Linked DNA regions of Homo sapiens: region 1 is linked to region 2. Evidence: read pairs that join two places in POLR2A ChIA-PET (ENCODE). Cell type or tissue: B cell. All regions are shown on one strand. Each heading gives the region's core, and the rest is flanking DNA. Links, peaks and the distances in the headings are about the cores only. Region 1 overlaps AMN (amnion associated transmembrane protein). Region 2 holds the start of LOC124903426 (small nucleolar RNA U13).

Evidence for each region. ChIA-PET counts read pairs that join two places held together with the same protein. Peaks named below come from ENCODE experiments on the same cell type or tissue, not always from the same donor. Only the 100,000 strongest peaks of a DNase experiment are listed, where the experiment ranks them.
Region 1: POLR2A ChIA-PET joins it to region 2 with 10 read pairs; 4 of 35 experiments call an interaction of 5 or more read pairs at or near these places.

Annotation. Positions count from the first base shown.
Region 1 is chr14:102,924,092-102,939,574 of GRCh38, forward strand. AMN (amnion associated transmembrane protein) reads left to right here. Exons shown (of 12, transcript NM_030943.4): 4 at 4,335-4,422; 5 at 4,667-4,884; 6 at 5,030-5,167; 7 at 5,337-5,445; 8 at 5,564-5,646; 9 at 5,833-5,995; 10 at 6,074-6,236; 11 at 6,315-6,402; 12 at 6,485-6,751. The coding sequence ends at 6,589. It overlaps CDC42BPB (CDC42 binding protein kinase beta), which reads right to left. Exons shown (of 37, transcript NM_006035.4): 35 at 14,215-14,320; 36 at 14,013-14,083; 37 at 8,289-9,752. The coding sequence ends at 9,621. Among named protein-coding and RNA genes, the nearest start is that of AMN, 9.2 kb to the left of the region's middle. RefSeq lists silencers at 159-357, 4,208-4,397, 5,927-6,186. In B cell, for the core only: no CTCF peak of the experiment used is centred there; DNase peaks (open chromatin) are centred at 4,520, 5,340 and 5,750; H3K4me3 peaks cover 2,821 bases; H3K27me3 peaks cover 4,495 bases.
Region 2 is chr14:102,784,261-102,800,372 of GRCh38, forward strand. All of the region lies in intron 1 of TRAF3 (TNF receptor associated factor 3), which reads left to right. LOC124903426 (small nucleolar RNA U13) reads right to left here and starts at 5,331; the gene lies at 5,231-5,331. RefSeq lists enhancers at 6,208-6,277, 14,558-14,607. In B cell, for the core only: no CTCF peak of the experiment used is centred there; a DNase peak (open chromatin) is centred at 11,001; H3K27ac peaks cover 4,155 bases.

The sequences.
Region 1 (15,483 bases), core at 1-8,000, 140 kb after region 2:
ACTGGGACTTTGGCCTCTGGAGAATATTCTAGGAGGCAGGGAGTGGGGGGGAACCTAGGGGAGCTTGGTCCCATGGTCCCAGCCAGGCTGTGTCCTGGGAGGGATGGGAGGCACCCCTGTCCCCACAGCCCTTGTGATGCCCAGCAGTGGGTGGTCTTCCCAGGAAGCGCCTGCTCCATGCCCTTCCCCCAAAGCCTTGCCTTGTCCTGGTGCCTAAAGCTCCATCTTTAGAACACTAGGGAAAGTGTCCCCAACACCCCCCCCTCTACCCACCATCCGGGTCCCTGGCCTGTTAGGAAGTGGCCGCCCAGGAAGAGGCGAGCCCACTCCTGCCTGGCTCTGCCTCCCTTCAGATCAGATCAGATTCTCCTAGGGACCCCTATTGTCACTGCGCCAGCGAGGGGCCTGGGTGGGTGTGCACTCCTTAAGTGGCTGACATCTGAGATGGGACAGCTTAATCCTGAAACCTTCCCCACTCCCATCAGTCCATGGAAGAACTGTCTTCCACAAAACTGGTCCCTGGTGCCAAAAAGGTTGGGGACTGCTGCCCTAGGGGACCTTTTTCTCAAACTGCTTCACACAACACTCCAAGAACATGATGGGAACTGGGAGGAAAGCGGGTTCCATGAGTAGGTAAGTTTGGGAAATGCTGCAGCCTGCACTTTCCTGGAGCTTCATCACGTATTAAAGGCTCTGATAAGGCCCCAGAGAAAGAAGCTAATTTCCTTGTTTAAGGTGGAGTTCCGCAAGCTACAGGCCAAATGCAGCCCCTACGGGTGGAGCAAGGAACGGTTTTTACACTTTGTAATCGTTGGGGAAAAAAAGAACAATCTTTTGTGGCACTTGAAAAATATATGACATTCACACCTCAGCGACAGTAAATACAGCTTCACTGGCACACAGCCTGCCCGCTTGGTTGAGTATCCTCGGTGGCCACTGTCCCATTGCATCGGCAGCCCACCAGCTTCCAGGGTGACTGTGGGGCCTGCAGGCCAAGCCTCTGGGCAAAAGCTTCCTTCCAGCCCCTTCACAGCCACTCCTGGGCTGCGTCCTCATCCTGTCACCTGCACACCTGCCAGCTCAGTCACTCCTGAGTGAGGGTCACTGGTGAGCTGGGTCGGGGTGTCGGCTCCAGATGTGGGGTCCAGGCCTGGGGCCCCCGCGTGTGCGGGTGGGGAGGATGGCTCAATGGGCTTGGCCTGGCCCATTCCTGCCCCATGCGGGGTCAGGGACCCTGGGCCTCATTTCCACCCCAGGGCCGCTTGGTTCCTTCCTTCAGGTTTTCCAAAGCTGCCTTAACCCAAAAGCTGCCACACACTGGGGAGGGCACCCACAGCAAGATGGCGACGCTCCCACCCGGGAAACAGGAGGAGGGCAGGGAGAGGGAGGCGGTTGCCCCTTGTGGCCCGGCCCCCAGAACCCACGCATAACCTTGGCAACCAGGCAGCCCGAGTGAGGGGGGCACTGGGAGCTGATGGGGGACCTGTGGGCAGAGGAGTCAGGCTGGGCTGGGGGTTCCAGGGCATGGATTTCCCCCTACTCCCCTCCCCTGCCGGCCTCCTTACTTTCATGATCTCCTTTGGAAGCACTTGGGCTCTGAAAGGAGGCAATACTCCATTCATTCATCTATTCAATAATTCATTCATTGATCATCCATTGGCCGGTGGGAACAGCGCAGGGGCAGGGGACAGTGGCCCCAGGGTCCCAGCCTGCAGAGGCCGAATTCACCCAGAGCCGCCCAAGCACCCCCATCCCCTGCCCGCGTCGGCTATGTTGCCCTCCACACCCCTGGCTCCCAGCTTCATCCATCTGCCTAGATGAGGCCCGAGTAACAGGCCGTGCACATCAGTGCCTTACTTTGTAATTCTGTGGTTGGGAGCGTCCCTCCCTGCGATTTTCCTTTTCCTTGCCCTTCCTCCCATTTCTACCTTTTGCCTGCTTTCTTGTTGGGGGAGTCTCCTGTCTTTCACCCATCCCCCTGCCTTGGCTGGAGGCTTTGCAAGTCTGCTCACTGTGGACTTGCCTGCAGTGTCCTGTGCTGAACAGAAACCTTCATTTTAATCGACCTAATGCAAAACGCCTTACCTTAGAACTGTGTTTTTTCTGTTTCGTTTGAGAATCGCGTCTGCTCCTCAGTCACAATGGTAATGGACTGTGTACCTATGGGGCACGTGCACCAGCGAGGGCTCCTGCTGTGTTTCTCTCCTTAGAGTGAACCCAGCTTCCAGCATCCTCCGCCTTGCCCTTTTGTTCTAGCACTGCTGGAATCCGTCGTGTGCCTGGGTGTTGTGGGTCTCTCTGAGCCTTGTCTTCAAGTCCACAGGCCGCTTTGCCGACCCTACACTATCCACACAGTGGCTCTGCAGGATGGCTTAATATCCATCCCCTTCACTCCTGCTCCAAGGTTCTTTGTGGATCTCATTGTTGCAGATAAATTGTAGAATAGGTTTGCCAGGTAACAACTACCACCACCACCACCAAAAAAACCCTGGATTTTTTTTTTTTTTTTTTTTGAGATGGAGTCTTGCTCTGCCACCCAGGCTGGAGTGCAGTGGTGTGATCTCGGCTCAGTGCAACCTCTGCCTCCCGGGCTCAAGCGATTCTCCTGCCTGAGCCTCCCAAGTAGCTGAGACTACAGGAATTTTGATTGGGATAAATAACAGCCTTATGCTGTCAAGCCATCCATTCAAGAGCATGGACGGACTCTCTCTAAATATTTCAGGTCATCCATGGCCTCTTTAGCATCTTAAAGTTTTCCCTGTAGAGGTCTTATATTGTATTGGTTAATTCATCAATACTTTGTTAAGTTTGTTTTTTTGAGACAGGGTCTCACTCTGTTGCCCAGGCTGGAGTGCAATGGCGTGATCACGGCTCACTGCAGCCTTGACCTCCCTGGGCGCAAACAATCCTCCCACCTCAGCCTCCCGAGTAGCTGGGACTACAGGCTTGTGCCACCACGCCCGGCTAATTTTTGTAGTTTTTGTAGAGATGGGGGTCTCACTATGTTGGCCAGGCTGGTCTTGAACTCCTGGGCTCGAGTGATATGCCCGCTTCGGCCTTCCAAAGTGTTGGGATTACAGGCATGAGCCACCGCTCCTGGCCTTAAGTTTGGTTTCTATTATAAATGTTGCCCTATATTTAAAAATTATATCCTCTTTTTATTTTTAAATTTTTTGTAGAGATGGAGTCTCACTATGTTTCTCACCAGGCTGATCTCAAACTCCTGGCCTTACCTACTGTGCTCGTCTGTTCAACTATTATGTTACGTTTCTATTTTTCCCCTTCGTTCTTTAAAAAACGGTGTTCTTGGTATGCTTCCTCCTGGGAACCCCTCCCTGTTCCTGAGGCGCTTTGAGCTATGACACATTCCGTCCCCACGGCTCCACCTCTGCACCTGTGGGGGGACTTGCCCTGCTGGCAGTGCCACACCCTCAGGTGTGCACGGAACTGAAGTGTGACCTCACGTCGCTGGGGGTGTTGGCCTCTTGCTCAGGTGCAGTGCTCCTGGAAGGGCCGAAGAGTGGGTCCTGCCTCGGGTGGGCGCGCCCTGCTGTGCTGAGCCCCTCACAACCTGGCAGCAAGGGTTGCCCTGGCCCAGCGCTCACCCTCAGCCCCTGAGGGAGAAGTGCAGAAGCAAGAAGGCAGGAGGCTGAGGTCCTGGCACTTGGAGGAGAGGGGGAGTGAGGGGCGGCCAGTCAGACCCCCCGTATTTCTGCTGACACCCGAGACTTGGGCTGTGGCCCCACTTCTGTGGTGCGGGAGCTGCACGGCCCAGCCCAAGCCTATAGGAAACAGCAGGGGCAACTCCACCTCCCCGCTACACTCCCTGCCTCCTCCTGCACCCCTGGCCGCCAGATGCAGCCTCTCCCTCCCTCCCTCACACACCAAGAGCGCGGCCTCAGACTCCCCAGGAGCCGGGCAACTTTCGAAACTTTAGTTCCTGGAACCTGGGAGCCCTGGGCCTGTGCACGTTCTCAAGGGGCTACGGGGGGAGGCGACAGGCCCTGGCCAGAGTCACCTCCGCCCCAGACTCCCCACGGCTCCGTCTCGCTCCCCGGCTCCGGCTCTGCCCCTGGCCTGTGAGACCTCCAGCTCAGGGACAGGACACTGGGCTGTGCCCGCTTCGGGGCCTTGCCCACGCGGCCCCATCTTTCCCAGGCCAGATCCGCTTCCTCTGCCAGCCTCAGCCAGGCCGAGGACCCCGGGCCTGAGCTCGCCCGGGCTCCTTCCGTGCACAGGGTCTCGGCTTCTCGTCCCAGGGGACTGGGGGCGGGGTGGGCGCGGAGCAGGCCCGGACCCCCGCGTGGCGCCGCCTCAGCCCGTGTCTCTTGCAGCTCCTGCCGCTGGATGGGGAACTCGTCCTGGCTTCAGGAGCCGGATTCGGCGTCTCAGACGTGGGCTCGCACCTGGACTGTGGCGCGGGTGAGGCGGTCGGGCAGGGGCGGGGCTCTGGAAAGGCATGTTCAGGGGCGGGGACTGGAGGGAAGGCGCGTCGAGGGGGGCGAGGACCGGAGGGAGGGCGCCTCCGGGGGCGTGGTTTAGGGAGTGGCGGAAGTGTCCCGAAGCGGGGCTTGGGAGGTCGTGCTCAGACGCGTGGCGTGGCGTGGCGTGGCGTGGTGTGGCGCGGCGCTTGTTCCGTGGAGCTCAGGGATGTGCTCCGGCTCAGGCGAACCTGCCGTCTTCCGCGACTCTGACCGCTTCTCCTGGCATGACCCGCACCTGTGGCGCTCTGGGGACGAGGCACCTGGCCTCTTCTTCGTGGACGCCGAGCGCGTGCCCTGCCGCCACGACGACGTCTTCTTTCCGCCTAGTGCCTCCTTCCGCGTGGGGCTCGGCCCTGGCGCTAGCCCCGTGCGTGTCCGCAGCATCTCGGCTCTGGGCCGGGTGAGCACTGAGGGGAGGGAGGCTCGGGTCCCCTCTCCCCACCTCGGCCCGACCCCGCCCCTCCTGGTCTGCACACGTTGGGTCTGAGCACTCAGGTGAAGTCTCTTCCTCGGGCTGGCTCCGGTGGGGACCCGGCTGCCCGCAGACGTTCACGCGCGACGAGGACCTGGCTGTTTTCCTGGCGTCCCGCGCGGGCCGCCTACGCTTCCACGGGCCGGGCGCGCTGAGCGTGGGCCCCGAGGACTGCGCGGACCCGTCGGGCTGCGTCTGCGGCAACGCGGAGGTGAGCGAGGCCGCAGTGGAGTCGCGGGGGCCGCGCGAGGGTCGGGACTGTGCCCGGGACAGGGCCGCTGCGCTCCCACGGTCTCTCGCCGGCTTGCTTCTCGGAGGCATCGCCCTTCTCGCTGCGGTCCGCTCTGGCCCTCCGCGCTGACCACCGCCCCTCGCACCAGGCGCAGCCGTGGATCTGCGCGGCCCTGCTCCAGCCCCTGGGCGGCCGCTGCCCCCAGGCCGCCTGCCACAGCGCCCTCCGGCCCCAGGGGCAGTGCTGTGACCTCTGTGGTAAGCGCCCCCGCCGGGCCCTGCTTGCTGGGAAGGCCTGGAGGACCAGGTTCGTCCCCCGCCTCAGTTTCCTGCCGGGCCCGGATCCACGGCGCTGACCCCTGCCCTCCCGCCGCAGGAGCCGTTGTGTTGCTGACCCACGGCCCCGCATTTGACCTGGAGCGGTACCGGGCGCGGATACTGGACACCTTCCTGGGTCTGGTAATGGGGCCGCGCGGGCAGCTGAGGGGAGTCCCGACCCCAGCCCTACCGCCTCCGCCTAGGACGCCCCTTCTGCAGGGTCCCTGCGGCTGCTCACTTGCCCACTATCTGCCTCTGCCCTTAGCGTCCCCATAGGCTCGGGGAGGGCGGGGGGCTGAGTCAAACCAACCCCGTCCCCCTCCCCAGCCTCAGTACCACGGGCTGCAGGTGGCCGTGTCCAAGGTGCCACGCTCGTCCCGGCTCCGTGAGGCCGATACGGAGATCCAGGTGGTGCTGGTGGAGAATGGGCCCGAGACAGGCGGAGCGGGGCGGCTGGCCCGGGCCCTCCTGGCGGACGTCGCCGAGAACGGTAACCGCGCCCGCCCCATCCCGCCCCGCCGCGCCTCGCCCCGCCGCGGGGAAGACTGAGCCGGCCCCTCCGTCGCAGGCGAGGCCCTCGGCGTCCTGGAGGCGACCATGCGGGAGTCGGGCGCACACGTCTGGGGCAGCTCCGCGGCTGGGCTGGCGGGCGGCGTGGCGGCTGCCGTGCTGCTGGCGCTGCTGGTCCTGCTGGTGGCGCCGCCGCTGCTGCGCCGCGCGGGGAGGCTCAGGTACGCGGGGCGGGGGCGCGGAGGTGGGGCTGGGGGTTGCTCCGAGGGGCTCACGCTGCGTCCCCGCTACGCCCTCAGGTGGAGGAGGCACGAGGCGGCGGCCCCGGCTGGAGCGCCCCTCGGCTTCCGCAACCCGGTGTTCGACGTGACGGCCTCCGAGGAGCTGGTGAGGGGGCTGGAGGGGGGACCGGGGCCTCCTCGGGGCCGGGACTCGGCGCCGACCGCCGCCTGACCCTGTCACCCCGCAGCCCCTGCCGCGGCGGCTCAGCCTGGTTCCGAAGGCGGCCGCAGACAGCACCAGCCACAGTTACTTCGTCAACCCTCTGTTCGCCGGGGCCGAGGCCGAGGCCTGAGCGGCCGCCTGACCGTCGACCTTGGGGCTCTCCACCCGCTCTGGCCCCAGTCGAACTGGGGGCTAGCCACCTCCTCGTCCAGCCCCCAAACCTCCCCTTCCTTTCCCCCTCCTCCGGGGGCCAAGGACAGGGTGGCCTTACTCAGTAAAGGTGTTTCCTGCACCTGCTGTCAGCCTGGCTATGCCGCCACCGGCCCCGCCCATGAGGACTAGGAGCCCAGCCTTGCGCCGCATTCGCACTGGGGGACATGGGAGGGGTCTAGCTGGCCACTGCTGGAGGCAGCGCTGGTCGTCACCTGGGCGGCCAGAGGCTGGGATCTGCGAAGTTGAACCCAGAACTAGGAGTGGGGCTTCCCCCGCCTTCCGGTGAGGGGAGGGTGAGGAGCTGGAGGGAGGGGCGGGAGAGAGGCAAGGGGTGGACGGAGCCAAAGGCCGTGCCTGGTGGGGCGGACGGAAAAGGGGTGGGCATCCCTCCTGGTACCAAGCTGCTGGGTGCGAAGGCAGATCATATGGGGTCACCCATGTGCAAGCGTGCGCCACTGCACCGACACAGACAAGGGTCCAGCCCTGTGTGTGCAGCTGCAACTGTGGCAGTGACCACTTCTGTGAAACCAGCATCTGGGGCTGGAGATGTCACCGGCATCCCCAGTCATGGCCTGGCCCCCATTTGGAATCTTCTGCCCAGGGGCCCAGCTTAGCCACCAGGACACGTGCTGTAACCCAGATCAGGGCCCCGTGCTTCGAGGTGCGGCTGTGTTGTGGTTGGAATGAGTCACTCTCAGTGCTGTGCAGTGTCCCGTTGAGTGACCGCCACAGTTCACGTGTGTGCTCCAACAGCTACCATCTCGCATTTTTAAAAGAAGTGGCCGATACTCCCACACGCACTTTTTAGCCACAATTTTCTTTAGTGTCAGGTGCAAACTGGAGAGCAAGCCTGAGCTGACCAGACACCACCTGCCACCCACTGCTCACCCGTCACAGATGGACTGTGCTGGCAGGGACCTGCCTCTGGTGTGGACTGTGGAAGGAGAGATGCTCTGGGCTTCCAGGGGAGCCGCCTGCTGCAGCAGCAGCCCAGGCCATGCTGCCTGGCACAGAGCTCAAGGTCCCAAGTGCCCCCGCTGGGTGCTGGGCTGCCTGCCCTGGCTTGCAGTCTTCTCCCAGGTCCGCACTCTTCTGCAGGGGCCATCACTGCCCTTGTCCTACCAAGGACAACTAGGTCTCAGTGAGTGGCAAATAGAAGCCAACTCCCTGCATAACTCAGGAAACTGACTCCGAGCATTCCCTCAACCAGGGACCACTCACCCTGGCCCAGACCTCCCCGAGAACTCCTGCCTCTTCCTGGGGCCTCTGGCCTACCCCATCCTGTCCCTTGGGGCTGCTGGCAGGGTTGGCGTGTATGGGTGTGGACAGGCAGACCCTCGCGGGCAGCCTGCTCCTGGGGCCCTGGCACTGCCTGGCTGGGGCTCACAGGCACGCTGCCCTCCTCCCTTCACTCCTGCCCCAAGGATGCCCTCTGTTCAGGCTGAACACCCCAACAGCAGCCTTTTGGGTGACCTCCGAGTGAGTTACCCAGAATAGCTTCTGCTGGCGAATAGCATCTTCTGCAAGGTGGCTCCTTCACTGCCTTTTGGAGCTCAGGCACTTCTGGGGCCCAGACACACGGGTGACATGTTACCACATCCAAACGGACCACTGGGAACTTTAAAACTGCCGTCTTCTGCTTTATTGACAGGTAAATTGTTCAAAAATGTTCTCACAATTCAATAATTAATTACAAAGACTGAGACTTACATTAAAAAAGTAAAAACCAGAACCCCCCAGGTGCCCATCCAGCAGAAGGCCCAGGAGGGCAGTGGGGTGGCAGGGCTAGGCGGTGCTGGGCCACTCAGTGCCGACTTGGGGAAGTGCACGTCCTGAACAGCCTTGCCAAGCAGCCGACCGGTGGGAGGACAGGGGAAGCCTGGCCCAAGCTGTGGACAAGCTGTGTCTGCCGCCACAGTTAATCACAAGCCTCTGACGACACAGGGCCACAGAGCTGGTCACTCAACATCTGGTACAAAGGGTGAGGTGAAATCCACGCGCAGGGGATTGCTGTGCCGTGGGCCGGGGCCAGTGTGCAGGAGTGTGTTGGGTGGGTCTACGTGATCATACGGGCTACTAATCACGGGGGCTCCATGCGGGGGCAGGACTGGTGGGGGGGGGGGCGGGCAGGGCGGGGCGGGGTGGGGTATCCCAGTGGCTGCTTCGTGGCGCCCTGGGGCTCTGACTTCCCTCAGCCCAGCAGGCCACAGGGCCTGCCTGCACCACGACACTCGCTGGTTTTATGGCAGGAGGCAGAAGCCGTGGAAGCGAATGGAAAACAGCACAGCTGACTTCACAGTAGTAGATACTGGTGACACTTCATGGCTGCGACCCAGAATGAACTTAATGCACACAGGGACGCAGGGTGTCACTGGTCCTGGGCCTTTGTCCATGACTAGGTGGTCAGCAGGACTTCTGCAGCTGACTGTGCAATGGCTAAATGAAAAAAAGGCCACAGACTAACCTCCACTTTCCTGTCTTCAAAATTCTAGTGACACTGGGAATGCTATAGGACCTCCTACTATTCTCTTAAGGTCCTAGGAAAGTTTCAGGAACTAGGGAAAAGACTGGGTACTGAGGCTGTGTCCCCAGATGTCTGCTTCCGAAGCAGCCGCGTCATGACGGGTTTCTGCTGAGGAAGTGGTGTTGGCAGGGCCCCATATGCCCTCTCGGGTTGTCAGGGGTGGGAGACAGGCTGTATGGGGGTCCTTCATGTGCAGATGGAACAGCATCGCCTCACAGCTGTGCAGACGAACAGATGTGGTCTACTGCCACGAACAATGCGGCATAAAACTGATCAATATTATAATAAAGATTTGTCTTCTTCATCTCCATATCTACAAAGTGATTCTACATTTCCTTGGACAACACTGGAGGGCCCGCTCAGTCTTGGCACTGACGCTGGAGGCCATCTCCAGCTCCCTGGCCCCTGTGGCGAGCTGGCGGCTTCAGGTGTCACAGGCCGGCTGCTCCAGGCCTTCGAGGGGGAGCTGGCTCCTGTGGGGGGAGTTGGGGCTCGGTGGGCCGCTGGGGTTGGAGCTATTCGATGGAGTTGAGTGTTTGGTGGAGTCCGAATCAGGCTGTGAACAGGAAGAGGGCAGGGTGAGCACCCGCTGCCCTAGCCTGGGGAGGCACGCGTGCCCAGCTGGATGCAAATGTTTGCTCAGGGACAACTGTCGCAACTGCTCTTCTCCCTTCATGTTATGAAAACACACACGCTCTACACCAGCGATTCGTGGGGCCCTTAGGCGTGCTGGTGAGAGTCACAAATTGATGTCTAATCCCACTCAAAAATAACATGGTAATTATCATTACAAAAGACAGCAACTCTGTAGTGAAGAAATCAGATGGGGCCGGACGCAGTGGCTCCTGCCTGTAATCCCAGCACTTTGGGAGGCCAAGGTGGGTGGATCACACTTGAGGTCAGGAGTTTGAGACCAGCCTGGCCAATGTGGTAACACCCCATCTCTACTGAAAACACAAAAATCAGGCCGGGCGTGGTGGCTTACGCCTGTAATCCCAGCACTTTGGGAGGCCAAGGCAGGCGGATCACAAAGTCAGGAGATTGGGACCATCCTGGCTAACATGGTGAAACCCCGTCTCTACTAAAAATACAAAAAATTAGCCGGGCGTGGCAGCATGCACCTGTAGTCCCAACTGCTGGGGAGGCTGAGGCAGGAGAATGGCGTGAACCCGGGAGGCGGAGCTTGCAGTGAGCCGAGACTGCACCACTGCACTCCAGCCTGGGCGACAGAGCGAGACTCCGTCACAAAACAAAACAAAACAAAAAAAACAAAAATCAGCCGGGCACAGTGGTGCGCACCTGCAACCAAGCAGTCAAAGTCACAAACGCGACACTCTTTCCTGAGAAAAGCACTAGGAATAGAGGGGAACCTCCTCAACAAAATAAAACAGCTAACCATACCCAATGGTGAGAGACAAAATTTTCCCCTAAGATCAGCCACGGGCCGGGTGCGGTGGCTCACACCTGTAATCCCAGCACTTTGGGAGGCCAAGGTGGGCAGATCATGAGGTCAGGAGATTGAGACCATCCTAACACAGTGAAACCCTGTCTCTGCTAAAAATACAAAAAAAAATTAGCCTGGCATGGTGGTGGGCACCTGTAGTCCCAGCTACTCGGGAGGCTGAGGCAGGAGAATGGCGTGAACCCAGGAGGCGGAGCTTGCAGTGAGCCGAGATCGCATCACTGCATTCCAGCCTGGGCTACATGTAGAGTGAGACTCTGTCTCAAAAAAAAAAAAAAAAGAAAAAAAGAAAAAAGATCAGCAACAAGGCAAGGATGCCTGCTTTCACCACTGCTATTCAACATGGGGCTAGAGGTTCTAGGCAGAGCGATCAGGGAAGAAACAGAAATGAAAAGGATTCCAAGTTAGGAAGGAAGTAAAGCTATCTCTCTTTGCAGATGACATGATTATACACGTAGAAAATCCCAAAGAAAAGAATCCACAAAAAACTAATAAGCTCAGCAAAGTTATAGGGTATAAGATCAACACACACAAGTCAGTTGTGTTTCTATACACCAGAAATGAACACACTGAAAAGGAAACTGAAAAAAAAAATTCAATTTACAACAGCATCCAAAAGAATAGCTAGGAATAGTTTAACCAGAGAAGGGAAAAATGTGTACACTATAAATTACAAAACATTGCTGAAAAAATAGCTTAAATAAATGGAACACATCTCATGTTCGTGGAGTAAAAATATTGTTAAGATGGCTGTACTAGGCCGGGTATAGTGCCTCACGCCTGTAATCCCAGCACTTTGGGAGGCCAAGGCGGGCAGATCACTTGAGGTCAGGAGTTTGAGACCAGTCTGGCCAACATGGTGAAACCCCGCCTCTACTAAAAATACAAAAATCAGCCAGGTATGGTGGCGGGCACCTGTAGTCCCAGCTACTTGGGAGTCTGAGGCATGAGAATCACTTGATCCCAGGAAACAAAGGTTGCAGTGAGCCAAGATCGTGCCACTGCACTCTGTCTCAAAAAAAAAAAAAAAAAAAAGACATTAATTATGAGGAATGTAAATAACGACAACCCATAGAACAAGAGAAGACATCTGCACATCACATCTCTCACAAGAGCCTGGTACTCAGAACATGCCAGGAGCTCCTACAACCCAGCCACAAAAGGACAAACCACCCATTTCAAAAATGGGTAAAGGCCTTGAGTAGACATTTCTCTAAAGAAGGTACGGAAATGGCCAACAAGCATATGAAAAGATGCTAAACATAAGTCTTTAGAGAATGCAAATCAAAACCACAATCAGGTACTACTTCATAGCCACCAGGACGACTATTAAAAAGAAGAAAAACAAGAACAAGTATTGGTGAGGATGTCGAGATATGAGAACCCTCACATTGCTGGTGGAATATAGAATGGTACAACTGCTGCAGAAAACAATTTGGTGGTTCCTCAAAAAGTTAAACATAGAATTACCACATAAATCCAGCAATCCCACTCACAGGCATAAACCCGAATGTGAAAACAGGCACTCAAACACATATGTGCACACACGTGTTCACAGCAGCACCACTCACAACAGCTGAAGGACAGAAACAGCCCAAATGTGCCTCAGGGGAAGAATGGGAAAACAAACCGTGGTCTAGCCATACAAGAGAATATTATTTAGCAATAGAAACGCCAGCACTGATGCATGCTACACAACGGGGGTGAGCCACAAAACAGTATGCCAGGTGAGAGCTAGGCACAAAAGGTCAAACACACTGCCATACGAGAGGCTGGGCATTCCATTTCCACGAAATGTCCAGACAGGGAAATCACAGGAAACTACTGGCTGCCCAGGTGCTGAGGGGAGGGAGGGACGGGGAGAGAGTGCTTAAAGGGCAGGGGGTTTATTTTGAAATGATGAAAATGTCTTTTTTATTATGTTTTAGAGACAAGATCTCACTACACTGCCCAGGCTGGCCTTGAACTCCTCAGGCCATCCTTCCACCTCAGCTTCACTAGTAGCTGGTACTACACACGTGAACCGTGGTGCCCAGCTAGAGTGGAAATGTTTCTGAATGAGAAAGAGGTGGTGACTGCATCTCTGTGGATGTACCAAATGTCACTGAGTAGTTTAAAGTAACTTTAAAGTAGTTATTTTGGGCCCGGTGTGCTGGCTCACGCCTGTAATCTGAGCACTTTGGGAGGCCAAGGTAGGAGGACAGCTTGAGCCCAGGAGTTGGGAGACCAGCCTGGGCAACAAAGTGAGACCCTGCCTCTATATTATTATGAAAATAAAAAAAACAAAAAAATTGTTGTTTTGTGAATTTCACTTAAATTTAAAAGAACAAACAAGGTCATGCAGACGAGACAGGCACTGGCTGCCTCAGGACACAGTACCCTAAGAGGGACACCATGTCCTCTGTATAATGTGACAGCCTAAGACACACTTCAAATCCCATGACCAGGAAACAGCGGACAAACTCAAACTCAGGAGCGTTCTGTAAAGTAACAGCAGTGCTTGCTACAAAAATGTGACTGTCCCACCAGACAAAGACAGGCTGGGGGCCTGCTGCAGAATAAAGGGTGGAACAGTAGGATGGACAAAGGATGGAGAAGACAAAGGACTTCCAGAGGAAGAGACGCTGACCTTGGCAGAACCAGCAACATGTGCAAGGCATCTGCCCGTCCGTTCGGCAGCTGATGTTAAAACATCTCAGTGCTGGGGCTGAGATGTGTGGTGGAGAGATGAGCATGGCCCCTCCGCCTGCATCCCTCCCTCCCTCCCTCCAAGGATGGCGCCGGGGGCTAAGCCCTCAGCTCACTCCTCAGCCCTCAGCACTGCAGCTCCTCGCCTCCCTCGACTGCATTCTCATCCCCATTCCGCACAGGGGAAACTGAGGCCAGAGCAGTGTGGCTGAGCTGCGCACAACAGTGGCGCTTGTCCTGGAGGTGGTCCCCACACTCTGACACCAAGCGCCATCCCAAGGGAGGGGCAGACAGACCAACCAATGTGGAAGGTCAGCCCAGACCAAAGAGACTGCTGATGTATCACATTGAAGTACATAAAACAACACAGGGAGTCCAGAGGAAAGAGGCAGGTTGGCGGGAAAGCTTCCATTCCTCCTGGGGCAGTGTGACAGCCCTGTCCCTAGTCAGCGTTCCCAAAGGAGCTTGGGGTCTGACCAAGAGATTGCTGCACGAGCCTCCTGGGGGAGGGGACAGCCACCCCGACCCCTGCCCCCGTCACCCTCACACCGCAAGTGGGGTGCTCCAAAAGGGCTGTGACACCACCCAGGGCCCCAGATCTTCGGGCTGCTTTTCCTCCTGCAGTGGTGGCTCATAGCCTCAGCACTGGACCTGGGCAAGTCTCACCTCTTTGTCAAAGTCCTGGTCTGGATCAGACATACTTCTCAGAGGCACAGTCACGCTAGGCTCCGATCCACCTACAGAACAAGGACAGCTTTCCTCTTAGGGAGAAAGTCAAGAACGGAATCAAATGCCTGGGGTCTCCCCATTCCAGCACCCCCTACCCCCCACCTCCCCCAGGGCTGCGGGGGCCAGGCTTCCCCTGTACCTGATGAGGGCCACGAGATGTAGGGCTTGTTCCTGGATGGAGGCTGGCGAGCCAGGTTGGTGGGAGCGGGGCCCGGCCTTTCCTCCTGGGAGGGGGGCACAGCACTCTGGGCAGAAATAGCAACACGTGAGCATGCTTGGTTGACACCCGGCAGGGCCGGCTGCGAAGTTTGTGCAACCTACGGTGGCTGTGGCCTCGTGACCTTGATGAGCAAAATGGGGGCCAAGAGGGCTCTCTGGATTGGACAAGGGTTCTGGACAGTCTGGAACTAAGAACTGGCAATAGCAACTTCAGGGCAGGTCAAATCCTATAAAAAGCGTACTTTTTTTGTTTGTTTGTTTGAGACTGAGTCTTGCTCTGTCCCCCAGGCTGGAGTGCAATGACGTGATCTCGGCTCACTGCAACCTCTGCCTCCTGGGTTCAAGCAATTCTCCTGCCTCAGCCTCCTGAGTAGGTGGGATTACAGATGCCCACCATCACACCCAGCTTATTTTTGTAGTTTAGTAGAGACAGGGTTTCTCCATGTTGGCCAGGCTGGTCTCAAACTCCTGACCTCAGGTGATCCACTCACTGTGGCCTCCCAAAGTGCTGGAATTAAGAGGCATGAGCCACCACACCCAGCCTAAAATACATAATTTTTTTTTTTTTTGAGACGGAGTCTTGCTCTGTCACCCAGGCTGGAGTGCAGTGGTGCAATCTCGGCTCACTGCAAGCTCCGCCTCCCGGGTTCATGCCATTCTCCTGCCTCAGCCTCCCCAGTAGCTGGGACTACAGGCACCTGCCGCCACACCCAGCTAATTTCTTTTTGTATTTTTAGTAGAGACAGGGTTTCACCGTGTTAGCCAGGATGGTCTCGATCTCCTGACCTCGTGATCCGCCCGCCTCGGCCTCCCAAAGTGCTGGGATTACAGGCATGAGCCACCACGCCCAGCCAAAAACATACTTCTTAAGTAAAAAAGAGAAAGTATGCTATCTGTTGGTACGAAGGTGTTACTGAGAAATCACCACCTCATGGCAAACGTCCTTAGGAAGCCCTCACAGGCCGAAACGTGGTGGACTCTCACAAGTACCTGCAGCATCACTGCCCAGGGCGGCCCGAGGCCTGTGCACAAGGCCTTGTGACAGGGTAAGTGCTCGTGAACAGAGCTTCAGCGGAGACGGGCTTGTGTGACAGGAGCGCCAGGTCAGAGCACAGCGCCAGCCTCGCAGGCACTGCCTTTGGGACAGTCTCAGCCAGCATGGCTGCCTGAGCGGGGAGGAGGAGATGGG
Region 2 (16,112 bases), core at 3,892-11,891:
TGCCCAGGCTGGAGTGCAGTGGCACGATCTCGACTCACTGCAACCTCCGCCCCCTGGGTTCAAGCTATTCTCCTGCCCCAGCCTCCTGAGTAGCTGGGATTACAGGCACCCGCCACCTCGCCTGGCTAATTTTTGTATTTTTAGTAGAAACAGGGTTTCACCACGTTGGCCAGGCTGGTCTTGAACTCCTGACTTCAGGTGATCTGCCCGCCTCGGCCTCCCAAAGTGCTGGGATTACAGGCGTGAGGTACTGGGCCCCTCTGATGCTTGGCTTCTGATTCCAGCTAGGGTCAATTGAGAATTATTGAATCACCCACACTTTCTTTGAGAACTTTCTAAGTGCTAGGGGCTATGCTCGTTGCTAAAGCTAAAAAGTCAGATAGGATGCCGTCTGATCTCTGTTTTCAAGGAGCTTCCATGTGATGAATGAGCCAGAAGAATAATTTCATTATGGCACCATGTAGTAGGTGCCACAACAGTGGAACAGAGGCTCTGGTGCATTGTGGAGGCGCTGTGCAGTTTCAACCTGGGTTAGGAGGAGGCGTTTCCCAAGGAGGTAACTCTTAGGGAAGCTAGCAGCAGGAGTGGGGAAGCCTGGGCTGGCAGGGAGTCGCCTGGCAGAGGGCCCGTGAGTCGGAAGGGGTTCTCCTGTGGCTGTCCTTCAGGGGAGAGGGTACAGGAAAAGGCACCCGGCCACTTCTGGGTGCTGCCTTTGTGACAGCCTAACTTCTGAGGCAGGAATTCTCCCCATTTTGCAGATGAGGAAAAGGAAGAGCAACAGGCCTGTTGGACCCCAGAGTTCATGGTTTCACCACAGCTGAATTACAGTGCAGTTTTAGATTTTCTTCAGATTCTAAACTTCTTAGTTTTGCTTTCAGAGTAGACTTAGTTTTGCTGCTGTAGAGTGCTTTTTAAACAAATTGTGTATTTTTCATGCAGCCTTTCCCTTCCATCCAACATCTGTTTTGCCTATATGGCTGATACTCTAGGCCGCACTCCGTTCCATCTCTGGCGTAAGTTCCTTTCTTACAGCAGCCTCCTCGGATTCACTCTCCTTTGACACATTTGGATGGGAGGTTCTTTACGCAGTGGCTCAGATGCTTCTTACAGCTTGCTGAGTAACAGTCCCTAACCTGATTTGCTAATGTGTTTTCTTTCTCCTTTCTCTCTTAATTTACATTTAAACTGGTAGTCTAGTAATAATGATAGTATTTAGTCATTGTGTCTTACAGGGTTTTACAAACATTAGCTTGTTAGTGATGAACAAGTCCCCAAGGCCTGGTCACTCTGCAGAGAGCATAATGGTTGCAGGCTAGTACCTATTCATCTTGAATTTAATTATAACTGCAGATTGCCTGTGGAAATATGAGTTAAAGGCATGGAAGCCCTTACCACTGTTAGCAGGGAAATGATGTTTGGCTATTTTGGAGAATACTTTAGCTCTTCTGTGAGAACCACTGTCAAGGTTTTGAACGTGCAACCAGGAGGGGTCAGTGGTGGCTGAGCAGAGATGTAGGGGCTTGTTTCATGGCCATTTGTACCTGCTCCAGGAAGGGCTGTGAATAACGGAATGCAGCCAGACACTGAGGCCACTAGGTCAGGTCCTTGGGATGACAGAGGGTAGATTTCTTTGTTCTTAGACCTAAGTTGGCCCTTGTTGGGTGGAGGTGGTGGCGTGAGAGCCTTCCCTGCCTTCTCCAGGTTGAAGGATATTTCTGTGCATCTGGGATAGGTCTCTAGGGTTGAGACGACAAGCTTCTCAAGGGTTGGCTCACTTCATTCTTTCTATTTCTGCAGTCTGGTCTATGATGTACACAGTAAAAAGGAGATCAGTTTATGTATGGAAGGAATTAGACCTGCTTTGAATTCTGGTCTGTCCTTCAGCTAACTATGCTGTTAAATTACTCTTCCTTTCTAAGCCTCAGTTTTCTCATCTATGCAAAGGTAACTGTAGAGTTCACAGTCACGTGGAAAAGCCTCTGAAACCTAAATTCTCCCTCTGGAGATGGATGGTGGTGATGGTCGCACAACATTATGAATGTATTTAATACCACTGGACTATACACTTAAAATGATTACAATGATAAATTTTATGTGTAATTTACCATAATAAAAAAGTAATTGTGAGACTTAAAAGTGAGCCTGGGCTGGGTGCGGAGGTTCATGCTTGTAATCCCAGCACATTGGGAAGCCGAGGTGGGTGGATCACCTGAGGTCATGAGTTCGAGACCAGCCTGAACAGCATAGTGAAAACCCATCTCACCTAAAAATACAAAATTAGCCGGGCGTGGTGGCACATGCCTGTAATTCCAGCTACTTGGGATGTTGAAGCAGGATAATTGCTTGAACCCGGGAGGCAGAGGTTGCAGTGAGCCAAGATCGTGCCATTGCACTCCACCCTGGGCAACAAGAGTAAAACTGTCTAAAAAAAAAACGAGCCTGTGCCAGGTGCAGTGGCTCATACCTATAGTCCCAGCACTTTGAGAGGATGAGGCGGGGGGATCGCTTGAATCCAGGAGTTCTCAACCAACCTGGGCAACATAGTGTTATAAGACCTTGTCTCTACAAAAAATTTAAAAATTAGCTGGGTCTGGTGGCGTGCTCCTGTAGTCCCATCTAACTACTCAGGAGGCTGATGCGGGAGGAGTGCTTGAGCCCAGGAGGTCGAGGCTACAGTGAGGTGTTACTGTGTCACCATACTTCCGCACTTTAGCCTGGGTGACTCAGTGAGATCCTGTCTCAAAACAAGAACAAGAAAAATCAGAGCATGTGAGAGAATATAAGAACCTAATATTTCAGAAGTGATCATTTCTCTTCCCCTTTCCTTTCCTGAGTGGTTTGATAAAGGGAATGACTTATTAGCAATGTGGATGACAGGCTGTCTTGGAAGTATGGCCTGTCCCTGGAAGAAATACCGGTGGGAGTAGAAGGACATTATTGGACTGCAAATAAATTATTTATAAAAAGGGTAAAATGTCTAGAAACTGAAATCACAGTATATTTGCACAAAAGGAACATCTATAGATATCTCCCTTTTTAAAAAGCAATTTTAACATATGAATTTTTATATATTTAAATTCGTATTTTAGCACTTTTTTTTCTGTTATTTAGCAATAATAATATTCTTCAATTTGGGCTGGGCGTGGTGGCTCACGCCTGTAATCCCAACACTTTGGGTGGCTGAGGTGGGCGAATCACTTGAGGTCAGGAGTTCGAGACCAGCCTGGCCAACATGGTAAAACCCCATCTCTACTAAACCAAAAAAAAAAAAAAAAAATTAGCTGGGTGTGGTGGCACATGCCTGTAGTCCCAGCAACCTGGGAGGCTGAGGCAGGAGAATCGCTTGAATTCGGGAGGTGGAGGTTGCAGTGAGCCGAGATGGCGCTACTGCACTGCAGCCTGGGTGACAGTGAGACTGTCTCAAACAACAACAAAAACAACAACAACACTTCGATTTATTCAGGCCTCTGTTCACATTTTACCTCTTCAAAGGGGTCTTCTGAACACCCTAATTAAACAGCCCATGCTGTTGCTGTGGTCACTTGCCTTGCTTTTTTTTTTTTTCCATAGCAGAAAATGGTTTTCCTTTCCTTTTTCTTTTTTTTTTTTTTGAGATGGAGTCTCCCAGTCACCCAGGCTGGAGTGCAGTGGTGTGATCTTGGCTCACTGCAACCTATGCGTCCCAGGTTCAAGCCATTCTCATGCCTCAGCCTCCCGAGTAGCTGGGATTACAGGTATGCACCACCCCACCTGGCTAATTTTTGTATTTTTTTAGTAGAGACAGGGTTTCACCATTGTTGACCAGGCTGGTCTCGAACTCCTGTGCTCAAGGGATCTGCCCGCCTCAGCCTCCCAAAGTGCTGGGATTACAGGTGTGAGCCCCCACACCCGGCCTGCAGAGAATGTATTTCTATTACCTTAACCTGTGTACTAGGAGTGTGCCTGGCATATGGTAGGTTCTCAAGTATTTGCATAAATGAACCAGTATATTATAGCCCAATGTTTTATTGAGGCAAAATTCACATAACATACAATTAAGCATTTTAAGTGTGCAGCTCAGCCGTATTTAGTGTATTCACAATGTTCTGCAACCACCAGCTCTCTCTAGTTTAAAAATCAGGCCAGGCATGGTAGCCCGCACCTGTAATTTCAGCATTTTGGGAGGCTGGGGTGGGAGGATCACTTGAGTCCAGTAGTTTGAGACCAGCCTGGGCAACAGAGGAAGACTCCATCTCAACAAAAATAAAGAATTAGCTTGGTTGGGTGTGGTGTCTCACGCCTGTAATCCCAGCACTTTGGGAGGCTGAGGCGGGCGGATCATGAGGTCAAGAGATCAAGACCATCCTGGCCAACATGGTGAAACCCCGTCTCTACTAAAAATAGAAAAATTAGCTGGGCGTGGTGGCGCATGCCTCTAGTCCCAGCTACTCAGGAGGCTGAGGCAGGAGAATCACTTGAGCCCAGGAGGCAAAAGTTGCAGTGAGCTGAGATCACGCCACTGCACTCCAGTCTGGGAGACAGAGCAAGACTCCATCTCAAAACAAAACAAAACAAAACAAAACTGGGCACAGTGGCTTGAGCCTGTATGTAGTCCCACCTACTCCAGAGGCTGAGGCAGGAGGATCGCTTGAGCCCAGGAATTCGAGGCTGCAGTGACCTATGATCACACCACTGCACTCCAGCCTGAAGGACAGATGGAGAACCTATCTCTTAAAAAAGAAAAACAACTTTTCATCCCCCTTTACCCATTAAGTAATCACTCCCATTCCCCAATCCTCCCATCCCTTGATAACCTCTAATCTGCTTTTGGTCTCTGTGGATTTGCCTATTTTAGATATAGCATCTAGGAATCATATAACTTGTTTTTTGTATCTGGCTGCTTTCACTTAGCATGATGTTTTTGAGGTACATCCAAATTGTAGCATGTGCCAGTATTTGTTCCTTTTTATTGCTGAATCATAATCCATTGTATGTACATACATGCCACAATCTGTCTATTCATTTGTTCATGGGCATTTGGATTATTTTCACTGACTATTAAGAATAATGCTGCTATAAACATTTGTGTACAAGTTTCTGTGTAGGTATGTTTTTATTTCACTTGGGTATATACCTAGGAGTGGAATTGCTGGTCATACGGTAATATCGTGTTTAACTTATTCCCACCAGCAGTGTTCCAATTTCAGGACATCTTTGCTAAATTTATTTTTTTTGTTTTGTTTCTTTTTCATGTCATATGGGTAATGTGCCGACGTCATAACAAGGTTTCAGAGTGGCACCTCTCACACCTTCATTTGAATACCCAATCACACTTATGAACTACAAAAGGATATATGTGTGTGTGTGTGTGTGTGTGTGTGTGTGGTATGTGTATATGTATGTATATATTTTTGTTTAAAGCTATTCTAGTTAAAGTGGTATCTCGTGGTTTGGGTTTGTATTTTCTTGATGAGCAAAGATATTGAATGTCTTTTCATGTGACTCTTGGCCATTTGTGTATTTTTGGAGGGAAGACAATGTTTGTTGAGTTCTTTATATATTCTGAATGTTAAACTTTTTTTTTTTCTTCTTTTTTTTGAGACCGAGTCTCCTTCTGTTGCCCAGGCTGGAGTGCAGTGGTGCAGTGGCATGATCTTGGCTCACTGCAATCTCCGCCTCCTGGGTTCCAGCAATTCTCATGCCTCAGTCTCCTGAGTAACTGGGACTACAGGCACACGCCACCATGCCTGGCTAATTTTTGTATTTTTAGTAGAGATGGGGTTTTGCCATGTTGCACAGGCTGGTCTAGAACCCCTGGCCTCAAGTGATCCACCCACCTCAGCCTCCCAAAGTGTTGGGATTATAGGTGTGAGCCACTGCACTCAGCCTCTTCTGAGTTTTATTGTTTTAGTTTTTACCTTTAGGTTTTTGATCCATTTCAGTTAATTCTTGTATATGGAATGAGATAGGAGTCCCAATTCATTCTTTGTATGTTCTTATTTAGTTTTCCCAGCACCATTTATTGAAAACACTATTCTTTCCCTATTGAATCGTCTTGGCACCCTTGTTAAAAATAAATTGGCCATAGATGTTTGCATTTATTTCTGGACTCTCAGTTCTATTCTGTTGCTCTGTAAGTCTGTTACATCAGTACCACACTATATTAGTCTGTTCTCATGCTGCTAATAAAGACATACCTGAGACAGGGTAATTTATAAAGAAAAAGAGGTTTAATGGACTCATTGTTTCACATGGCTGGGGAGGCCTCACAATCATGGTGAAAGGCAAAGAAGGAGGAAAGGTATGTCTCACATGGCAGCAGGCAAGAGAGTCTGTGCAGGGGAACTGTGCTTTATAAAACCATCAGATCTTGTGAGACTTACTATCATGAGAACAGCACCCCCACGATTCAGTTACCTCCCCCTGGGTTCCTTCCCATAACATGTGGGGATTATATGAGCTACAATTCAATATGAGATTTGGATGGGGACACAGCCAAACCATATCACACACTGTTTTGATTACTGAAGCTTTGTAGTAAGTTTTGAAGTAGTAAGTTTGGGAAGTATGAGTCTCCCAACTTTTTCATTTTCTATATTGTTTTGACTATTTGGGGCCAGTTGCAACTTTATATGAATTTGAATATCACCTTTTTCATTTCTGCAAAAAAGGTCATTGGAATTTTAATAGGGAGGGGATTGATTCTGTAGATTGCTTTGGGGGGTTGCAATCTTAACAGTATTGTCCTCCAATCCATGAACGTGAGATGTCTTTTCTTTTCTTTTTTTTTTTTTTTTCGAGAGGGAGTCTCGCTCTGTTCCCCAGGCTGGAGTGTAGTGGCACAGTCTCGGCTCACTGCAACCTCCGCCTCCCGGGTTCATGCCATTCTCCTGCCTCAGCCTCCCGAGTAGCTGGGACTACAGGCACCTGCCACCATGCCTGGCTAATTTTTTGTATTTTTTGTAGAGACGGGGTTTAACTGTGTTAGCCAGGATGGTTTCAATCTCCTGATCTCGTGATCCACCCACCTCGGCCTCCCAAAGTGCTGGGATTACAGGTATGAGCCACCGCGCCCAGCTGAACTTGGGATGTCTTTTCATTCAATTATGTCTCCTTTAATTTCTTTAAGCAATATTTTGTAGTGTTAGTGTACAAATCATTCATCTCTTTGGATAAATTTATTTCTGGGTGCTTTATTTTTGTGGGTTCTATTGTAAATGAAATTATTTTCTTACCTTTCTTTTTGTATTGCTCATTGCTGGTATATAGAAACAACTGATTTTTGTATGTTGGTCTTATGCCCTACAACCTTGTTGAATTTATTACCTCTAGTAGTTATTTTGTGGGTTCTGTGGGATTTCTTTATACAGAATCATGTCACCTGCATATATAATTTACCTCTTCTTTCTAATTTGAATGCCTTTTATTTCTTTTTCTTGCCTAATTGCTCTGGCTAAGACATTTAGTAAAATTTTGAATAGGAGTGATGAAAGTGAGCATCCTCATATTGTTCCTGATCTTAGGGGAAGCTTTTCACCATTGATTATGAAGTTAGCTGTGTTTTCTTTCTTTCCTTTTTTTTTTTGTTTTTGACACAGGGTCTTGCTCTGTCACCCATGCTGGAGTGCAGTAGTGCAATCATGGCTGACTTCAACCTCTGCCTCCCAGGCTCAAGCGATCCTCTCACCTCAGCCTCCTGAGTAGGTGGGACCAAAGGCACATGCCACAATGCCCTGCTGTTTTTTTTTATTTTTTATTTTTGGTAGAGATGGGTTTCGCCATGTTGCCCAGGCTAGTCCCAAACTCCTGAGCAGTCAGCCCACCTTGGCCTCCCAAAGTGCTGGGATTACAGGTGCGAGCCACTGTGCCTGGACTTTTTTTTTTTTTTTTTTTTTTTTTTTATCAGACCAGGTCTCACTCTTTTGCCCAGGCTGGAGTACAGTGATGTGATCATAGCTCACTGCAGTCTTGAACTCCCAGGCTCAAGCAGTGCTCCTTCTTTAGCCTCCCCGGTAGCTGGGACTACTATAGGTGCAAGCTGCCACACCCTGCTAATTTTTTAATTTTTGTGGAGACAGGGTCTTGCTGTGTTGCCCAGGTTGGTCTCAAATTCCTCACCTTGAGCAGTTCTCCTGCCTTAGCCTCCCAGGTAGCTGGGATTACAGGTGTGCACCAATATGCCCAGTTAATTGATTTTTTTTTTTTTTTTTTTTTTAGTGATGGGGTCTTGCTGTGTTGCCTAGGCTGATCTCAAACTCCTGGCCTCAAGCAGACCTCCTGCCTCAGACTCCCAAAATGCTGGGATTACAGGTGTGAACCACTGTGCCTGGCCACTGACTTTTTTTTTTTAATGGAAGGTTGTTGAGTTTTGTCAAATGCTTTTTGTGCATCTTCTGAGATGATCATATTTTTTTCATTGTTCTAGTAATGTAGTGTATTGTATTGATTTTGTTTTGTATGTTGAATCACCCTTGCATTCCTGGGATAAATCTCACTTTGTCATGGTATATAATCCTTTTAATGTGTTGTTAGATTGAGTTTGCTACTATTTTGTTGAAGATTTTTGTGTCTATGTTCATTAGGAATATTAGTCTGTAGTTTTCTTTTTTTTTTCATTTTTGAGACAAAGTCTTCCTTTGTCACCCAGGCTGGAGTGCAGTGGTGCGATCTCGGGTCACTGCAACCTCAGCCTCCCCAGTAGCTGGGATTACAGGCATGCACCATCATGCCTGGCTAATTTTTGTATTTTTAGTAGCGACAGGGTTTTGCCATGTTGGCCAGGCTGGTCTCGAACACGTGGTCTCATGTGATCCACCTGCCTTGGCCTCCCAAAATGCTGGGATTTACAGGCATGAGCCACTGCACCCTGCCTGTAGTTTTCTTTCCTTGTGATATTTTTGACTTCGGTATCTGGGAACCAATCTTTTTTTGAGACAGGGTCTTACTCTGTTGCCCAGGTTGGAGTGTAGTGGTACGATCTTGGCTCACTGCAGCCTTGGCCTCCTGTGCTCAAGTGGTCCTCCCACCCAGCTGCCTGAGTAGCTGGTACTACAGGCACTTGCCACCACACCCAGCAAGTTTTGTTCATTTTTTTTGTACAGATGAGGTCTCACTGTGTTGCCCAGGCTGGTCTTCGACTCCAGGCCTCAAGTGATCCTCTTGCCTCAGCCTCCCAAAGTGCTGGGATTACAGGTGTGAGCCACTGCTCCCAGCCCCCAGTTGTATTTTGACTGTGCATCATGTTTCTTCAGAATTTTGAAACCTGCCCTCTCCTAATTGAGAAAATTCTAAGAGGGTTTCCAAGCAGACAACCCTAACATCTCTGGCTGGGATGATGATGATTGTACCATGTACTTCCCCTCTTCTCAACACAGACACATTCATGTTGTAGTGCCAGCTGTAAGCATAGGAGTTGCACTTAATGGCTTACAGCTGGGGAAAATCATGGCTGATAGCACACCACCAGTGCAGGATCAGGGAAGGGAACTCTATTCCTGATGCCAGGACAGGAAAGAGATGTGCTTCCTTCATTTCATGAAAAAGCCACAGATTGTTCCGGATAATGGTTGCTGAATAAGAAACCACCCTAAACATCAGTGATTTAAAACAGTAATCTACTACTACATCTCATGGTTCTGTGGGCTGATCAAGCAGGGCTCAGCTGGGTGATTCTTCTGCTCCATGTGGCCTTGATGGAGGTAATTTATTGGTATTCATCTGTTGGCTGGTCCAGTCATGAGGGTCCAAGAGGGCCGTACACACATGCTTGGATGGTTGGAAGGCCAGGCTCAGGGGATCCTCCCTCTCCTTGTGCTCTCAGGTCCTCTGCAGATGGCCTTTCTCCTAAGGTGGTTGTGCTTCTTACATGACAACTCAGAACTCTTAGAGTGAGTGTTCTAGGAGAGGAAGTGGAAGCTGCCAGTCTCTCTCTCTCTTTCTTCTTTTTTTTCTTTTGAGATAGAGTCTCACTCTTTTGCCCAGGCTGAGTACAGTGGTACCATCATAGCTCACTGCAGCCTCAAACGCCTGGGCAGAAGTGATCCTCCCAGCCCAGCCTCCCAAGCAGCTGGGACTACAGGTGCATGCCACCTTGCATGGCTAATTTCTTAGTTTTTAACTTTTTGTAGAGACAAGGTCTTAACTACGTTGCCCAGGCTGGTCTTGAACTCCTGGGTTCAAACGATCCTCCCACCTTGGCCTCCCAAAGTGTTGGGATTACAGGCGTGAGCTACTGTGCCCAGTCTGGAGCTGCCAGTATCTTAAGCCTGGGCTTGGATATCAGTGTAGCATTATTCCTGCCATGTTCTAAAAAGACACAGAGTCCTCCTATATTTGAGGAGAGGGGACATGGACCCTAACTCTTGATGAAAGGAGGGTCGAAGAATTTGTGACTGTCCTTGATCTGGTATACGCATGGTGGCTAGATTCCATAGTGCTCTCAGTAATATATGTTAGATACCCATTTGAAAACTGTTGTGGATTAAAATGGAAATGCCAACTGTTGTGTGTTACTCATTTTCAGTGAGTACATTCTGTGTTCTGAATCAATAATTTCTAAAAAACTTTTGGAGTATACCTATTCATAAAATAATTACCTCTATAAAATGTATGTCTTATCAGCAGCCATCCTTGATCATGTGTTTGTCAAGTTTTTCAAGTACAGCTTTGGGTCCATACGTTTTTTCTTCCTATTACTAGTTCATTTTAAAAATTTGTTGAAACCTTCCCTTTTATTTTAAATAATATTGTGGGGTTTTAATATTTCTCTCTGTTCTTAAAAAAAGCTTCATTGAGAAAATATAAGTAAGCCTATATATCCTAAAGTTCCTTTCCTTTACTCTAGATCATTCTAGTAAATCCCCTAGAGACAGTTCTGGCTGTTTATATATAAAAGTGTGGTATAATTTGACAGTGTGTGCAGAGGTGTGTATGGATGTGCTCTCACATAGAAACCCTGCCTCCCCAGCCTGTCTCAGCTGATTGTTGCAACACTGAGCCGAGCAAACATGATGAGGTCACAGAGAAGTGAGGGAGTGGTTTTAAATAATGAAACAGGAAATCTCTGTCTTTGGCTCCAGTGGTGCCCCAGTGTTTTGGGATTAATGAGGGAAGAGCTATGTCTGCCTGTGTTCCATGAGTGCCCCTTGCTTGTACCTCTATGGAGAACCCCAACAACCCTGGCTGGAAAGCCACCTAATCCTGTGTTTCCCAAGCATAACCTCCCTTTGTTCCCAAGTAAGTCTTTCCTAGACACCTGAACTTCTGTGCAACATAGGCATGAATGAGGAGAGTGAGCTACTGTGGTGTTATATATATACACACACATATATACATGATATGTATGCATGATATGTATATATGTGTGTGTGTGTGTGTGTGTGCATAGTTTTCATCCATTGTTTCTGACTCATAAGTCCCATAGCCCTTGTTACAGTCTTTTGTTGTAATGTTGGGTGTCTTGCCTCCTTTCAGCTGCCCAAGGCAGGACTCTAATCTGACTGTGAGTCAGAAGACCCTTATTCCAGAGAGGGCCCTGCCTCATTCCCTAGAGGCAGGAATGCTGCACAGAGAGGCCAAGATAAGTCCGAACAGACAGGCCTTGCTGGGTTTAGATCATGGTTTTTTGTCCAGAAACATTTCTAGATGATTGTAAGTCATGCCTGTGTAATGAAGCCACCATAAAAACTCAAGGACAGGCCGGGCATGGTTGCTCACGCCTGTAATCCCAGCACTTTGGGAGGCTGAGGCGGGCGGATCACCTGAGGTCAGGAGTTTGAGACCAGCCTGGTCAACATGGTGAAACCCCATCTCTACTAAAAATACAAAAATTAGCCGGGTGTGGTGTCGGGTGCCTGTAATCCCAGCTACTTGGGAGGCTGAGGCAGGAGAATTGCTTGAACCCGGGAGGTGGAGGTTGCAGTGAGCCGAGTTGCACCATTGCATTCCCACCTGGGTGACACAGCAAGACTGTCTCAAAAACAAACAAACAAACACTCAAGGACAGCGTTCAAGAGCTTCCAAATGGCGGAACACGTGGAGGTTTCTGAGGATGGCCCGAGGGAGGGCATGGAGGCTCCCGCCTGGCCTCATACCTCGCCCTTTGCGTCCCTTCATCTGTGTCTTCTGCAGTATCCTCTACGATATACCGGTAACTGTAAGTACATATTTCCCTGAGTCCTGTGAGCCACTCTGGCAAATTAATCGAATCCAAAGAGGGCTTGTGGGAACCCCAACTTGAAGCTGGTGGGTCAGAAGTTCTAGAGGCCTGGACTTGCGACTAGTGTCTGAAGTGGGGATGGGGGGTGGACAGCCTTGGCGACTGAACCGCCAACAGCTTTGTTCACGCAATTCTTCTGCATTGGCGATTGTTGTCAGGTTGTGAGAGCAGGGGAAAAACACAGGTTGAGAGAGTTTTTCCCCAAACAGCCCCTGGTCGATGCCCCGGAATGACTGGCTGCTGCATGGAATTGCAGAGGCCTGAGTGCCTCTGCTTCTACCGTGATTCCTGAGGCCAAGACCTCTGGTCTGCATGGTCTGAAGTCTCTTACGAAGGTAAAATGTTATGTATATATTTTGAATAAGGGTACCTGTTCCTCATTCTGTCCTTTTGAATTCCAAAAGTGTGTTGGCCTGTGAGATAGCATAAGGGACAGAATCATTGCTCTCGTGAGCCTTTGGGCTTGCTTCCTTAGGCACTACGTACTTTCTCATTCCCCATTGCCTTCAGGATTCTTTCTGTCAGAATGTAGTGGCTGTGGCCTGGGGGTGACCAGCATAGGGGCCAAAGAAGGGTAATGAGTCTTGAGGCCTACAGAGGGTAGTAGGCAAGGCGGGAGGGCAAGGGCCAGGGGGCAGCATCATTCACACAGTTGAAAACGTGCCCTTGGCCTGTCTCCTCTCTGTGTTCTGCATCTTAGAAAATAGATATTGTCTTGTGTTAAGATGAATCAATATAGTTACCCCTTTTTATATTGTCTTAAGCTTCTTAGGAACTGCTTTGTATTTTAGTCACTCAGGCTTGGAGTGAAACATGTAATGTGTAGTTCAACCTGAAAAAATTGGTCTGAGAGGCGTCTTCATAGAGTCCCCAATTCTATATATGATGAGGTCTCATCAAGCTTTGACATTCTGCTCTTTTACGTGTAACACTACTAATGTAAATGTTTCTGGATTGTAAAGAATGGTGGGAAGCGTAGAGATTATCTGTTGGTAAGCCAGAGGCAGGAGGAAGAGGAGGAGGAGGAGGAGATAGTGGCGTCCCTCCTGCAGAAACCCCGCAGTGGAAGGACAAGATTGCAGGAGGAGTTAGAGACCAGTGGTCTAGTCCCCATCTGTCTTTGTGACCTTAGGCAAATCATTGAATCTCTTTGAAAGCCTTGTCTCCTTGCATGGCATATGGAGATTATAGTTGCTGTGAAAATAAAATAATCAGTTTTTAAAAATCCATAAAAATGAAAAATGGTATTTAAGGTTGAAGGCACTTGTATTTCTTTTTCTTTCTTTTTTTTTTTTTTGAGATGTAGTTTTGCTCTTGTCACCCAGGCTGGAGGTGCAGTGGCGTGATCTTGGCTCACCGCAACCTCCGCCACCCAGGTTCAAGCGATTCTCCCGCCTCAGCTTCCCGAGTAGCTGGGATTACAGGTTTGCACCACCACGCCTGGCTAAGTTTGTATTTTTAGTAGAGACAGGGTTTCACCATGTTGGTCAGGCTGGTCTCCAACTCCTGACCTCAGGTGATCTACCTGCCTCGGCCTCTCAGAGTGCTGGGATTACAGGTGTGAGCCACCACGCCCAGCCTAGGCACTCGTATTTCTTAGTCGGGAAAGAGAGGACAGGATATGTCCACCACACATTCACCAGTTCAGCATGTATTAACTACTGTGTGCCTGACTAAGCTTAGGTACTCAGTGTATTTTCATGTAAAGAAAAACAACATTTAAAACATTTAAGTGAGCACTGACCAAATCTAGCTTAGTTCAGAAAACCCTTTTTTTTTTTTTGAGACTGGGTCTTGCTCTGTTGCCCAGGTTGGAGTGCAGTGGTGCGATCACAGCTCACTGTAGCCTCGACCTCTCAGTCTCAAGTGATCCTCACTTTCTAAGTTTCCAACATTTTTTGGGCCAGGTACGGTAGCTCACACCTGCAATCCCAGCACTTTGGGAGGCAAAGGTGAGCAGATTGCTTGAGTTCAGGAGTTTGAGACCAGCCTGGGCTTTATGGAGACCTCATCTCTATAAAACAAATATAAAAACTAGCCAGGTGTGGTGGCGTGTGCCATTAGTTCCAGCTCCTCAGGAGGCTGAGGTAGGAGGACAGCTTGAATCTGGGAGGCAGAGGTTGTGGTGAGCTGAGATCGCACCACTGCACTCCAGTCTGGGCGACAGAGCGAGACCCTGTCTCAAAAACAAAATTTTTTTTGTAGAGATGGGGCCTCTATGTTGCCCAGGCTGGTCTCAAATTCCTAGGTTCAGGTGATCCTCCTGATTCGGCCTCCCAAATGGCCGGGATTATAGGCATGACCACTGTACCCGGCCTCAGCAGACCTTTGTAAAGCACTTCATGGGTGCCAGTCCTGCTGTTACAGTGCTAGGTAAATGCATAAAAATGCTCCATGAGGCATTCTGTGTTCTCAGGAAATTCAGACTGCCAGTTTCAGTCTGGAACGTGACACTTTATGAAGGAGGCAATAGAACAAAAAAAGGACAAATTACAGGATTAGTAATTATCAAAAGCTAATACCGAGGTCAGAATAGGACTCTTGTTCAGTTTACATGAGGAATTTAACCAAATGAGCTTCTGCAGAGAACCAGCATTAGGGTGGTGACCAGGCTGGGGTACATACATGTCATATCAGAAGTGACCTGAGACTGGGTGTGAGAAGCAGTGGCTGATTTGGACTACTGAAAGCAGAATTAAGAGTCTGGTGGCATTGGGGGGAGATTAGTGCTGTGGAAGTCCTGCTCAGAGTCTTTCTCATGATGGGTACATTTGGGAGGAGCTTAGCAGACATCAGAGGACCTGCAGAGAGTTGACACAGCGGGAGGAACCAGCTGCACTACCACTCATGTTCTTTTCCATCTTAGCATCTCGTGAGCATAATTCAGAATACACAGTTTGATTAAGTATGTGCAGATTCCATTCAGTTCATGAATTCATTCCCACAGTGTAGCCTAGCCCAAGTGTTAGCACTTCTTTACTTGTTTTTGTTGTTGTTGTTGTTTGTTTTTTTGAGACGGAGTTTCACTCTGTCGCCCAGGCTGGAGTGCAATGGTGCGATCTCTGCTCGCTGCAACCTCCGTCTCCCAGATTCAGGCAGTTCTTCTGCCCCAGCCTCCTGTGTAGCTGGGACTACAGGCACATGCCACCATACCTGGCTAATTTTTGTATTTTTAGTAGAGATGGGGTTTCACCATGTTGGTCAGGCTGGTCTTGAACTCTTGCCCTCAAAGGACCTGCGTGCCTTGGCATCTCAAGTGCTGGAATTACAGGCTGAGCCACTGCTCTTGGCCAAGCACTTCTTTTCTCATAGTCTTCTGCTAAGTATTTCCTTCTGTCAGCTGCCAGGCAGCAATAGTTTTCACATTTGTTTGTGGTTGTCCTCTAGAACTTGGCCTTTAGTGTGGTATGTGTAGGATTTTGTTGATTCCAAGGGAGGGTGAAAAATGCTGTGATCCCCAGAACCTGGGATGGCTGGGGTATGTTGTCTCTGAGGAATTTAATAACATTTTGTGGTCATTGCTGGAATCTTCCTAGACTCCTTTGATGGAAAGTAGGGACTCCAAGGGGAACTCCTGACTGGGCTTGCGGGCTGCCTTCTCAGAGCCCTACTTTATTAGTGATTTATTTCTCTTAATGGGCTATTAGAAATGACCACAAAAACTGAGGCCCCCACCCATACAATTTCTATCAGTTAAGACCCTGGAAATTCAGATTTAGAGGGAATTTTTAAAGAACTCCTGGGAGTGCTGATGCCCTGCTGGACTGGGAGCCTCTGGTCCAGTGGAAGCAGCACATTCCCTCCAGGAGCCCCAGTGCTTTAGGAATGCAGTTTCCCAGGCCCTGCCTCAGACCTGCCGACTCACAGTCAGCTCTCAGAGAGGCTGTTAGGTGATCATTGCGTTCATTTAAGTGTG